3 separate regions of the Homo sapiens genome follow, and all the other regions are linked to region 2. The links are chromatin contacts, found by Hi-C or POLR2A ChIA-PET in ENCODE. All regions are on one chromosome and are shown on one strand. Each heading gives the region's core, a stretch centred on a gene start or an enhancer-like site at or near the end of the contact. The rest is flanking DNA. Distances are from core to core; before and after follow the strand shown. Region 1 overlaps MIR2117HG (MIR2117 host gene). Region 2 has its middle 28 kb from the start of LINC00910. Region 3 has its middle 18 kb from the start of DHX8.

Region 1 (4,404 bases), core at 1,308-3,807, 89 kb before region 2:
CCTCCCTCCCGGACGGGGCGGCTGGCCGGGCAGAGGAGCTCCTCACTTCCCAGTAGGGGCGGCCGGGCAGAGGCGCCCCTCACCTCCCGGACGGGGCGGCTGGCCGGGCGGGGGGCTGACCCCCCCACTTCCCTCCTGGACGGGTCGGCCGGCCGGGCAGGGGGCTGACCCGCCCACCTCCCTCCTGGACGGGGCGGCTGGCTGACCCCCCCACCTCCCTCCCGGACGGGGTGGCTGCCGGGCGGAGACGCTCCTCACTTCCCAGACGGGGTGGCTGCCGGGCGGAGGGGCTCCTCACTTCTCTGACGGGGAGGCTGCCGGGTGGAGGGGCTCCTCACTTCTCAGACGGGGCGGTTGTCAGGCGGAGGGTCTCCTCACTTCTCAGACGGGGCGGCCGGGCAGAGACGCTCCTCACCTCCCAGACAGGGTCGCGGCCGGGTAGAGGCGCTCCTCACATCCCGGACGGGGTGGCGGGGCAGAGGTGCTACCCACATCTCAGACGATGGGCGGCCGGGCAGAGACGCTCCTCACTTCCTAGATGGGATGGCTGTCGGGAAGAGGCCCTCCTCACTTCCTATATGGGATGGCGGCCGGGCAGAGACGCTCCTCATTTTCCAGACTGGGCAGCCAGGCAGAGGGGCTCCTCACATCCCAGACGATGGGCGGCTAGGCAGAGACGCTCCTCACTTCCCAGACGGGGTGGCGGCCGGGCAGAGGCTGCAATCTCGGCACTTTGGGGGGCCAAGGCAGGCGGCTGGGAGGTGGAGGTTGTGCGAGCCGAGATCACGCCACTGCACTCCAGCCTTATTGCAATATCCACCTTTTTATGATGGTCTGGAACCAAAACTGTAATATCTTCAAGGTATGCCTGTATATTCTTTGCACTGTTCTACAGACTTCCTATGCGTTGAAGCATTGAAACATATCTTCACTTTGCAGATAGGGAAACATTCATTATTAACAGAGGTTTTCTGGCTATTGTCAAATCTCAGGTGAAAGCCTTTTAGCTTCTTTCATTCCTTCTCAATGAAACCAATTTGGCAGTCTCTTTCAAAGCAATGTCTTCAATTGGAAAGTACTACCTCATACATGAATGAACAACGTGTCTCCTCTTGTCATTGATAAGATGAACTTAGAATGAGCTTGAAATGCTATGGTGGTGGTGCTCTATTCTGGACTGCAGAAAAATCTGGAATGCCGTTCTCAGATGGGGCAGTTGCCAGGTGGAGGGTCTCCTCACTTCTCAGACGGGGCGGCCGGGCAGAGACGCTCCTCACCTCCCAGACGGGGTCGCGGCCGGGCCGAAGCGCTCCTCACATCCCAGACGGGGCGGCGGGGCAGAGGCGCTCCCCACATCTCAGACGATGGGTGGCCGGGCAGAGACGCTCCTCACTTCCTAGATGGGATGGTGGCCGGGAAGAGGCCGTAACTGATTTTTTTTAAGCAAACTTTTTATCTGTATGTGTTTTCAGATATCTTGGCTGGTGGGCCTGTAAGACACTGGGACAGAGTTGCCATAGCCTCCTTAAGGATTTTGGGATGGCCCCAGAAAGAACAGAATAAACTTGGCGAATCACCTAGGTTCAACATAAAGAATTGGGAATGTGGACCATGGCACACACTCAGGGCTGGTTACAGAATTTTCAGGGGCCAGTATAAAATGTATGAATCCAGCCAGGCATGGTGGCTCATGCCTGTAATCCCAGCACTTTGAGAGGCCGAGGTGGGTGGATCACTTGAGGTCAGGAGTTTGAGACCAGCCCAGCCAACATGGTGAAACCCCGTCTCTACTAAAAATACAAAAATTAGCCAGGCGTGGTGGCAGGTGCCTGTAATCCCAGCTACTTGGGAAGCTGAGGCTGGAGAATCGCTTGAACCCAGGAGGCAGAGGTTGCAGTGAGCTGAGATCGCGCCATTGCGCTCCAGCCTGGGCGACAAGAGCAAAACTCTGCCTCAAAAAAAAAAAAGGATGACTCCTTGTTTCTAAATTATTAAGACGTTTAAATGGTGACAGCAGAGCATTAAATCAAGCAGGGGGTCCTTCTAAACATGGGGCCCTGCTTAACTGCACAGGTCACACATCAATGGTGCTGGCCTTGCACACACACAGTGGCCAGTCACTCAGAAAGGGGCAGTTTTGCCACAAGACATCCCAGTCCTGCAAAGCCGAGAAAAACCCACAGCTGCTGCTAGGTTTCCTTCCACAAGCACACCTGGGAACCTAATTCTTCACAGAGCCATTTTCCACATGCACCACCACTCTGGTTATGAGTTCAGAAGAGAAACCAAAGCAATAAAATAAACATAAATCAAAGCCAACTGTGTTAATAAAATGGATCCAAAGGGTCAGTGTGGCAGGCAGGACATTAGATTTCAGACAGCTTTAGTATCTTCCCGGACAAATTACATGAACTGCTGTCAGAGGTACCCTCAAAGTTCATGCAAAATATGCCTCCTGGCTCATTTAACTCCCATTTCTCCGCCAGTAAATTATTAACGGAACAAGCTCGAACTGGCAGAGCTGTTGTCTCAACATAGGCCTGATGTCCACACAGAAAATTGCTCAATAATTTGTACTGGAAGTGACCCAGCACTAAATTCATTCCCTGAGCACTGGCACCAGGGCACCAGACTGCAGGGGGAAAGAATCCCCAAGACAGCATCCTGCTTCTGTTTGGAGTAGAGTGTAAAGTCCCCATCGAGGGGCCGAAGGTGACCCTGCAGCCTCAGAGCAGCAGCCCATAACCCAAGTGTCGGTGACTTCATAAGGCCAAGGACACAAGAGGGGCCCATAGAAGCCTCTGGCAGGTGAGAAGGAGAGACAGGGAAAAGAAAGAAAAAGACTTGATGAGAGGACAGCGCAGGATGAAGAGAGGAGGGGATGGAACAAGAAAGAGGAAAACTTCTCTCTTTGGGGAGGAATATATGGTTTGGGGCAAAATATAGGTTCTAAAGAGCAGCTTCCACCACTTCAATGCACCCATCTCAGCTTCTGGAAGTCTTTCCAGGCCTTGAGGTTCAGCTCCAATGACACCTCCTCCAGGAGGTGGAGGGTAGCTTCCCCTGATGGCCACAGAACAACGTTGCTACCCAAATAAATGATAATACAGTAGATAAGAGTGGAGAGTTTCCCTTTGCCACCTACACCCTCTCATTTCGTACCCCCAGCCCTTCCATGGGCATTATTACTGCCCTAATTTTGCTAATGAAGAAACCGAGGTACTGAGAGATTTAGTAACTTGCCCAAGGACATACAGGTGGTAAGTGCTGCAGCTGGGACCAGACAAACTGACTCCAAAGTCCTTACTTGTAACCACTTGGCTCTACATTTCCCTCTTCTACCTTATTGTGGCTCAGAGGATCGCCTGAGCCCAAGAGCTCAAGACCAGCCTGGACAACATAGTGAGACCCCGTCTCTACAAAAATTTCTGCCTGTAGTATAGACAGTAGTGTCCAAACTTCACCCCTCCTCCAGGAAACCTCTCTTGAGGATAGGGACTCTATCTTACTTATATCCCTATTCCTCCAGCAATCCACTACAACGTCCAGCACATAGTAGGTGCTCAGTAAATGTTAATTCCATACCTTTCTCTCATCAGACACATGTACAAAAAGTATTGTGTCCAAAACACAGACTAAGAGAAAATATTTACGAATCATATGTGCAACACAGGATTTGTATCCAGAATTTATAATGGGCCAGGCGCGGTGGCTCATGCCTGTAATCCCAGCACTTTGAGAGGTCGAGGAGAGTGGATCACCTGAGGTCAGGAGTTTGAGACCAGCCTGGCCAACATGGCAAAACTCCATCTCTACTAAAAATATAAAAATTAACTGGGCGTGGTGGCGGGTGCCTGTAATCCCAGCTACTCAAGAGGCTGAGGCAGGAGAATCACTTGAATCTGGGAGGCGGAGATTGCAGTGAGCCAAGATTACACCATTGTACTCCAGCCTGGGCAACAAGAGCAGAACTCTGTCTCAAAAACAAAACAAAACAAAAACAAACAAACAAAAACCAGAATTTATAATGAACTCTCATACCTAAATAAGAAAACAGATTACTGACTTTAAAAATGAGCAAAAGATGTAAACAAATACTTCACCAAAGAGAATATTAAGATGGCAGATAGGCACATGAAAAGATGTTCAACAGCCAGGCGAGGTGGCTCATGCCTGTAATGGGTCACTTTCAATACAATTACTGAGACAAGAAGATTGCTTGAGGCCAGGAGTTCGCCCAGCCTGGGCAATATGCAAGACCTCATCTCTACAAAAAAATAAAAATAATTTTTTAAAAAAGAAATAATCATCATGTACAGTCACTCAAACCTGAAATCCCAACACTTTGGGAGGCCAAGGCAGGAGGATTGCTTGACCCCGGGAGTTGGAGACCAGCCTGGGCAA
Region 2 (3,267 bases), core at 768-3,267:
GCCTGGGCAACAAGAGCCAAACTCTTTTCGTGTTTATATCCTCTTTCTTTAACTCTTACAGGGGCCCCTTTCCCAAGGCTCCGCCCAGCCCTGCAACCAGTCAGAGCATGTGCTCCCCTGAGGGCTGCACCCTGGCCTCCTCGAAAACTTGCCCTTGCCGGACCAGACAGTTGAGAAATGGCTAGAGGGACGAGACCTGAGTACCTGTCTCCATGTGTGCAGCTATACAAAATATGTAATTGCCGGGCGCGGTGGCTCAAGCCTGTAATCCCAGCACTTTGGGAGGCCCAGGCGGGGGATCATGAGGTCAGGAGATCGAGACCATCCTGACTAACACGGTGAAACCCCGTCTCTACTAAAAAATACAAAAAATTAGCTGGGCGTAGTGGGGGCGCCTGTAGTCCCAGCTCCTCGGGAGGCTGAGGCAGGAGAATGGCGTGAACCCGGGAGGCGGAGCTTGCAGTGAGCCGAGATCGCGCCACCGCACTCCAGCCTGGGCGGCAGAGCGAGACTCCCTCTCAAAAAAAAGAAAAAAAAAATGTAATTAGACGTCTGTAACACATGTAATAAAGCAAGTACAGCAAGATGACTTTAGGTGATGGGCATACGGGTGTTCACCAAACAATTCTTTCAACGTATGTGTGAAAAAAAGTTTAAAGTAATGTTGGATGCCAGCTAGGTCAGGACGAGATGGGGAGGGGGAGGGGGAAGGGAGGGGGAGGGGATGCGGAGGGGAAGGGAGGCGGAGGGAGAGGGGAGGGGAAGGGGAGGGGGAGGAGGAGGAAAGAAGAGCCTCCTAGAGCTCTTCGTGTCTTTTCCGTTGTGGGTTTTTCCTCCTGAAGGGCAATGAAGCCGAAGGAGCTTTCCCAAGATTCCAGTGATTTACAGGCGCTTTTCTGTTCAGTGGTTGGCAGGCAGGGCACGGCGGGGCATGCAAATTTAAAATGGCTGCTTCTCTCGGGAGTTATGGGAGCAAAAAAGGAAAGTGAATATCCTCCAAAATAGTAACAATATTACTTACGCAGGTGTTCAGATTTGGATAAAGATACACAATCTCAACGTAGGAGAGAGAGTTATTCAGGGTGCTATCTGTCACCCTGAGGTTAGGATGTGTGGGAGAAGGAGTACAGTGGCCGATCGTTAACATTTTCGTTTTGAAAACGGTGTTGATACAGTGGAAGGCTTGTGGTGTTGCTGGCCCTTGATCGCTGGAAGGATTCCGAGGTGTAGTTTTCGAAGCGGGAGTTTTGTTCGCATTGGGCGCTTAGCGTCTGTTACTGTCGCTAACGGGAGATTGTCAACGTGTTTGCATTGGGCCATTTGCATCAGTTGGGACCGTTGTTACTGACCTCCTAGGTTGTGTGTTGCGTTTACACGCTTAAATCCGGGTTTCACGGTCTCTTAGTACTCGCGTATTTAAGCTCATCGCGCGTACCTTACTTCTACGCGTTCACGTCGGTTCGTCCGGGCCTATCAGCGCCGCTGCTTTTAAATTGGCCGTGTGCGCTTTACGTTTGCACCTTTACGTCGGATCACTGGGGTCCATCAGCGCCGTAGTTTTTGAGCTGGCCGGGCGTGCTTTCGAGCGCTTAGTTGCTTTCGGTTTCACTTGGTTGCGGCGTGACGATCATTGAGTTAAAGGTTACTGCACTCACTTCAGTCGCCATCGGTCTCCGTAATCTGACTGCCCTTTGCTATTACTTGCTTCACTCACATACGATATGCGGACGGTCCTATTTAAGTTGAGCGCCCATACTTCACTATCCCAAGTGGGACTGCTTTTTCATTTACGTGTCTCTATCCGAGGCAGTATAAACATCTTTCCATTCAAGTTTACCGCATGTGTTTCACTATCGAGAGTCGGACTGCTTTTGGATTTACGTGGCTTTGTGGGATGCGGTATGAAGATCGTTGCATTCAAGTTTACCGCCTCTACTTCACTGCAGAATCTGACTGCCGTCAGATCTGTATGACAGATTGTTGCATTCGTTTTCTGCGGGTACGTCACTATCCAGTCTACTTTTTCCATTGACGTGGCTGAGTCATATGTAGTATGACTGTCAGAGACGTTGGAACCTGAAGCGACCCCATTTTGAGTGAGGGCTAGAAAAATGAGGCCGGGACTTACGGGCCTGCATTCTCAGAAGGATATTCCTAGCTTTCAGATACTTACGGTTAAGGGAACAAATTAATGTTTACTGAAGAGACCCGAGTGTCCAGATAGCTGGATATCTGGAGAACAAAGGCGTTCCTAATTTTGCTTTAAAGGTAGTAATAGGGATTCTTGCAAAATGTAATAATTAAAGTTAATTATCACAAACCCTTGTAACAGAACACCTCTCCCCATGTGTACAAGCATTGTACCTAGGGTGGATACGTTCCTTCTCTTAGTTTCAGGAACGCCCTTCTCTGTCTGTGGAGTAGCTGTTCTTTCACCACTTTACTTTCTTAATAAACTTGCTTTTATTTTGCACCGCGGACTTGCCCTGAGTTATTTCTTGCGCGAGACCCAAGAACCCTCTCTTTGGGTCTGGATCGGGGCCCTTTTCCTGTGACGTATTTCTGGCCACCACAGATGGGACTATAGTGCTTTGGGGAAGTGTTGGGGTCCTATAACATATTTCTGGCGAATGATGGAAGGGACGATACTGAAGAAACTCCCCCAACCCAAAGGAAGTAGACTGCAGCACTGCAGTAGTCAGTAGACTGACTTTGGGTAAGTGGTGGAGTGCCCGGGTAAAGAATGGGATTGGGTTAGAGGCCCAACTTAATGGAGTTAGAGTCTTTCCTAAAAGAGAGTGGGTTAGAGGCCCCTCTTAATAAAAGGCAAGGACACTTGACCGACCTCGGGTTAGAGGCCCGACCGAGGAGGGTTAGAGGCCCCTCCCAGTAAAGCCCCTCTCGGCTAAAAAACAGGTTTGACACCGCAGGCTATGCTCTTTGTATTAGTCTGCCTCGTCCTCCTTGTCTTGGTTGCTGTCTCCGTTTCAGTGTCATTTTCAGGAGACTTCATTTAACTGGTCTTAGGGATTTTAACTGATTCTTCTCCTATGTCCCTCCCGATTTCTGTCCGTTTGCTTGTGAAACACTGGGAACCAAAAGCATTGGAGGATCCGGCTCTAAAATTGCTGATTGAGATTTGATATTTAACAGCTATGAGCAGTAAGATTCGATAGATGTGGTTGTGTTTTGTTGCTGCTGTGCTGAGTGTGATTGAGAAGCACTAGGATGGAAATCAGGGGACTTTTCTCCTTGCTGTTTTGTTTG
Region 3 (4,017 bases), core at 206-2,705, 110 kb before region 2:
TGCCTCCTGGGCTCAAGCAATCCTCCCACTTCAGCCTCTGGAGTACCTGAGACTACAGACTACAGGTGTGCACCACCACACCTGACTAATTTTTTTTTTTTTTTTGTAAGGTCTCACTATTTTGCCCAGGCTGGTCTCGAACTCCTGGGCTCAAGTGATCCGCCCGCCTTGGCCTCCCAAAGTGCTGGGATTACAGGTGTGCACCACTGTGCCTGTCTGGGAAAAGCCTTCTTTTTATAATCTAGAGAGGAGGTAAATCACATAATGGCAATTAATTCATTTAATAGACATTCTTAGAACATCCACCAAGAACAAGTACCAGGAAAGATGAGAACATGCTGGAAAGGATTTTTTGTATCTTTTGTAGAGACAGAGCCTCACTATGTTGCCCAGGCCAGTCTCAAACTTCCGAGCTTAAGCAATCCTCCAGCCTTGGTCCCCTCAAGTGCTGGCATTACAGGCTTGAGCCACCACGCCCGGCCAGGAAAGGATTTTGAAGCAGGGCTTCTTAGGACAGCTAAACTTTGGTTGATCACTCAAACCTCAAGTGAAGACACTGGATTTTAAATCATGTCAGTCCCCCTACGTTGGTAAGCAGTCTCCAGATAATTTATTGATACTTGCCAAAATCATCAGGAGATGAACTTAGAAATCAGAAGGCCAAGTTGACCATTTATAATGAGGGCAAAGCTTTCCAGTGCTAGCAGGACTCCAGCCTAAAATTACACAGGCTCGGCCGGGCGCGGTGGCTCACACCTGTAATCCCAGCACTTTGGGAGGCTGAGGCGGGCGGATCACGAGGTCAGGAGATCAAGACCATCCTGGCTAACACGGTGAAACCCCATCTCTACTAAAAATACAAAAAATTAGCCAGGTATGGTGGCAGGCACCTGTAGTCCCAGTTACTGGGGAGGCTGAGGCAGGAGAATGGCATGAACCCGGGAGGCGGAGCTTGCAGTGAGCCGAGATCTGGCCACTGCACAGAGCGAGACTCCGTCTAAAAAAAAAAAAAAAAAATTACACAAGCTCTAGGACCACGTGTCTGTGTCATAGGGCACTATTTTAAAAGGAAAGACTTTTGTAGAACACTAGGAAAGGAGCCATTTGTAACCCTCTTGTAAAAGACTAGGACAAATGAAAATTAATTGCAAGCCCTTAAGGGTAACCGAAACCCTTACAATACAATAATACACCTTGGTGCATAAAATCATAATGGCATTCCAAAGAGTCCTGAGCACAGATATCAGCACAGCTTCTCCTGCACACTGGGACATCCAGCAGGGGCAATTGTTCCCATGTTTTCTCATCAGTCACTCATTAACATCCACTTGTCTGGCCAAGTCACTCAGGAGATGCCTGACTCCTACTAACTCAGAAAAACCTGGAACACGTGGCAAGCTCTGCAGGCAAAAGATGTTTATTGGGCTGGGCATGGTGCCTCACACCTGTAATCCCTGCACTTTAGGAGGCCGAGGTGGGCGGATCACTTGAGCTCAGGAGTTGGAGTGGCCAATATGGTGAAACCTCTGTCTCCACTAAAAATACAAAAATTAGCTGGGCATGGTGGCACATGCTTGCAGTCCCAGCTACTCAGGAGGCTGAGGCAAGAGAATCACTTGAACCCGGGAAGCAGAGATTGCAGTGAGCCGAGATGGTGCCACTGCACTCCAGCCGGGGCATTGCAGCAAGACTCCATCAAAAAAAGAAGAAGAAGGAGAAGGAGAAGAAGAAGAAGTTGTTTACTGATTGCAGGGAAGTAATCTGTTTGGTGAGTGAAAGGGGCAGTACTCAGTCCTTATTCTGATTTCCAGCTCAAATCTGAGAAGATTACAGGGCTAGAAAAAATGTGTCTGTCTTCAGAAATTCTGGGAAAATTGCAAGCAGGCAACATTTTGAAAAAGCTTTTTGAGCCAAGAACAAACTTGAGTCCACATCCCTTTTTCTGATGCCTTTTCTCTTTTTTTTTTTTTTTTTTTTGAGATGGAGTTTTGCTGTTGTTGCCCAGGCTGGAGTACAGTGGTGGGATCTCAGCTGACTGCAATCTCTGCCTCCTGGGTTCAAGCAATTCTTCTGCCTCATCCTCCAGAGTAGCTGGGATTATAGGCGCTCGCCACCACGCCTGGCTAATTTTTTGTATTTTTAGTAAAGACGGGGTTTCATCATGTTGACCAGGCTGGTCTCGAACTCCTGACCTTAGGTGATCCACCTGCCTCGGCCTCCCAAAGTGTTGGGATTACAGGTGTAAGCGACCGCACCCAGCCCCAGCACCAGGCGCTGTCTCAAGTAATCCCCTGCTGAGGCTGGCCGCTTCCTTTGCTGCTAAAAGGATTTGCCTAACCTAACTTCTTTGAGCCTCAATTGTGTCACCTGCACAGTAAGATAATAGTAGGTAGTGCTTATCTCACATGCTGCCTGAGGATTAAATGTGTTAACGCTGGTGAAGTGATTGGACAGAACTTAGCACATAACACTCAGCCAGTGTTAGAGATGACACCGCCATCACCATCATTATTTCTGGTATTTCCAACTGTCCTTTCCTCCCTCACAGCCAGTTCTTTGCCAATCCTATTTCTCAGTCACTATTTATTATTCATTTGGAAATATTTTCCATGGCTCCTGTTTTTGTCCTCTGCACATATTTTTTCCGTATATTATCCATATGTTATTTCCAAATATTACTTTAATAGCAAGAGCCTAACAAGGTCATTTTCACAACCCCCTTATCTTGCATTAGTGATCGGCGAACTGAATGTCACACAGGCTAGAGGTAATTATGACTTTATTTACAAACAGCTGACGTTGAAGAGCTGTATTTGAAAGACCAAAGTAACCAACCATCTTGGGTTGCCTAGGACTGACTGGGTTCCCAGGACACAGGATCTTCAATGCCCAAATCAGGGAAGTCTTGTGCAAACTGGGACAAGTTGGTCACCATAGGCAGAAGAGCATAATGTAGGCTCTGGAAACTGGATTCAAATTCTTTTTTTTTTTTGGGACGTGGTGGCTGAAGGAGGCAGAGCTGTGGAGGAGTCCAGTGTCCGAGCTCTGCCCCCACCCCACCTAGTCCTGCCTTCCTGGATTCAAATTCTGACTCTGCTGTTTCCTAACTGTGTAAACTTGGACAAATTACTTAACTTCCCTGAGCCTCAGTTTTCTCATTTGTAAAATGGAGATAATACAAGTACCTACACAGGATTGTTATGAGAATTAAATGAGTTAATAAATGTAAACACAGCTCAGGATATTGTCTGGGACATAGTATCTGCATGACATATGTCACCCACTATTACTGATTCAAAGTTGTGTAATATCAAAGCACAATCTGAATGTACAATAAAATCCCTGTTATTAGCTGGGTGAAGTGGCTCACACCAATAATCCCAGCTACTCTGGAGGCTGAGGTGGGAGGATTGCTTCAGGCCAAGAGTTCAAGCCTGCAGTGAGTTGTGATCATGCTACTGCACTCCAGCTTGGGTTACAGAGTGAGACCCTGTCTCTCTCTCTCTCTCTCTTTTTTTTTTTTTTTTTTTGGAGGCAGAATTTCGCTTTTATTGCCCAGGCTGGAGTGCAATAGTGTGGTCTCTGCTCATTGCAAACTCCGCCTCCTAGGTTCAAGCGATTCTCCTGCCTCAGCCTCCTGAGTAGTTGGGATTACAGGCGCCCGACACCATGCCCAGCTAATGTTTGTATTTTTAGTAGAGACTTGGTTTCACCATGTCGGTTAGGCTGGCCTCAAACTCCTGACCTCAGGTGATCCACCCACCTCAGCCTCCCAAAGTGTTGGGATTACAGGTGTGAGCCACTGTGCCCGGCTGAAACCCTGTCTCTTAAAAAAAATAAATAAATAAAATCTCTGTTGACCAGACACATTCTAACGTGTATCTTTTTTTTTTTTTTTTTTTTTGAGGTAGAGTCTTGCTCTGATGCCCAGGCTGGACTGTATTAGTGGCACGATCTCTGCTCACTGCAAGCTCCGCCTTTTGGGTTCACACCATTCTCCTGCCTCAGCCTCCCGAA

The links. Hi-C counts contacts between places; a loop is a spot of excess contacts on that map. ChIA-PET counts read pairs that join two places held with the same protein, here RNA polymerase II (POLR2A). Pooled maps may share reads with other maps.
Region 1: POLR2A ChIA-PET joins it to region 2 with 13 read pairs in HepG2. The contact joins two enhancer-like sites. POLR2A ChIA-PET finds 5 or more read pairs at or near these places in 19 of 52 experiments (A549, AG04449, B cell and 15 more).
Region 3: POLR2A ChIA-PET joins it to region 2 with 20 read pairs in MCF 10A. The contact joins two enhancer-like sites. A Hi-C loop is called at or near these places in 1 of 168 maps with a recorded cell type or tissue (mammary epithelial cell) and 1 of 50 pooled maps. POLR2A ChIA-PET finds 5 or more read pairs at or near these places in 27 of 52 experiments (A549, AG04449, AG04450 and 21 more).

The regions. Positions count from the first base shown.
Region 1 is chr17:43,447,889-43,452,292 of GRCh38, reverse strand. MIR2117HG (MIR2117 host gene) reads right to left here. Exons shown (of 2, transcript NR_146952.1): 2 at 1,096-1,396. Among named protein-coding and RNA genes, the nearest start is that of MIR2117, 5.3 kb to the right of the region's middle. Within about 2 kb of position 2,557, at least 4 of the 41 ENCODE cell types and tissues checked have a DNase peak (open chromatin) inside an H3K27ac peak, as active enhancers do.
Region 2 is chr17:43,359,246-43,362,512 of GRCh38, reverse strand. No RefSeq gene overlaps it. Among named protein-coding and RNA genes, the nearest start is that of LINC00910, 28 kb to the left of the region's middle. RefSeq lists silencers at 690-789, 1,240-1,299 and enhancers at 1,550-1,729, 1,775-2,470. Within about 2 kb of position 2,017, at least 38 of the 41 ENCODE cell types and tissues checked have a DNase peak (open chromatin) inside an H3K27ac peak, as active enhancers do.
Region 3 is chr17:43,463,574-43,467,590 of GRCh38, reverse strand. No RefSeq gene overlaps it. Among named protein-coding and RNA genes, the nearest start is that of DHX8, 18 kb to the left of the region's middle. Within about 2 kb of position 1,455, at least 3 of the 41 ENCODE cell types and tissues checked have a DNase peak (open chromatin) inside an H3K27ac peak, as active enhancers do.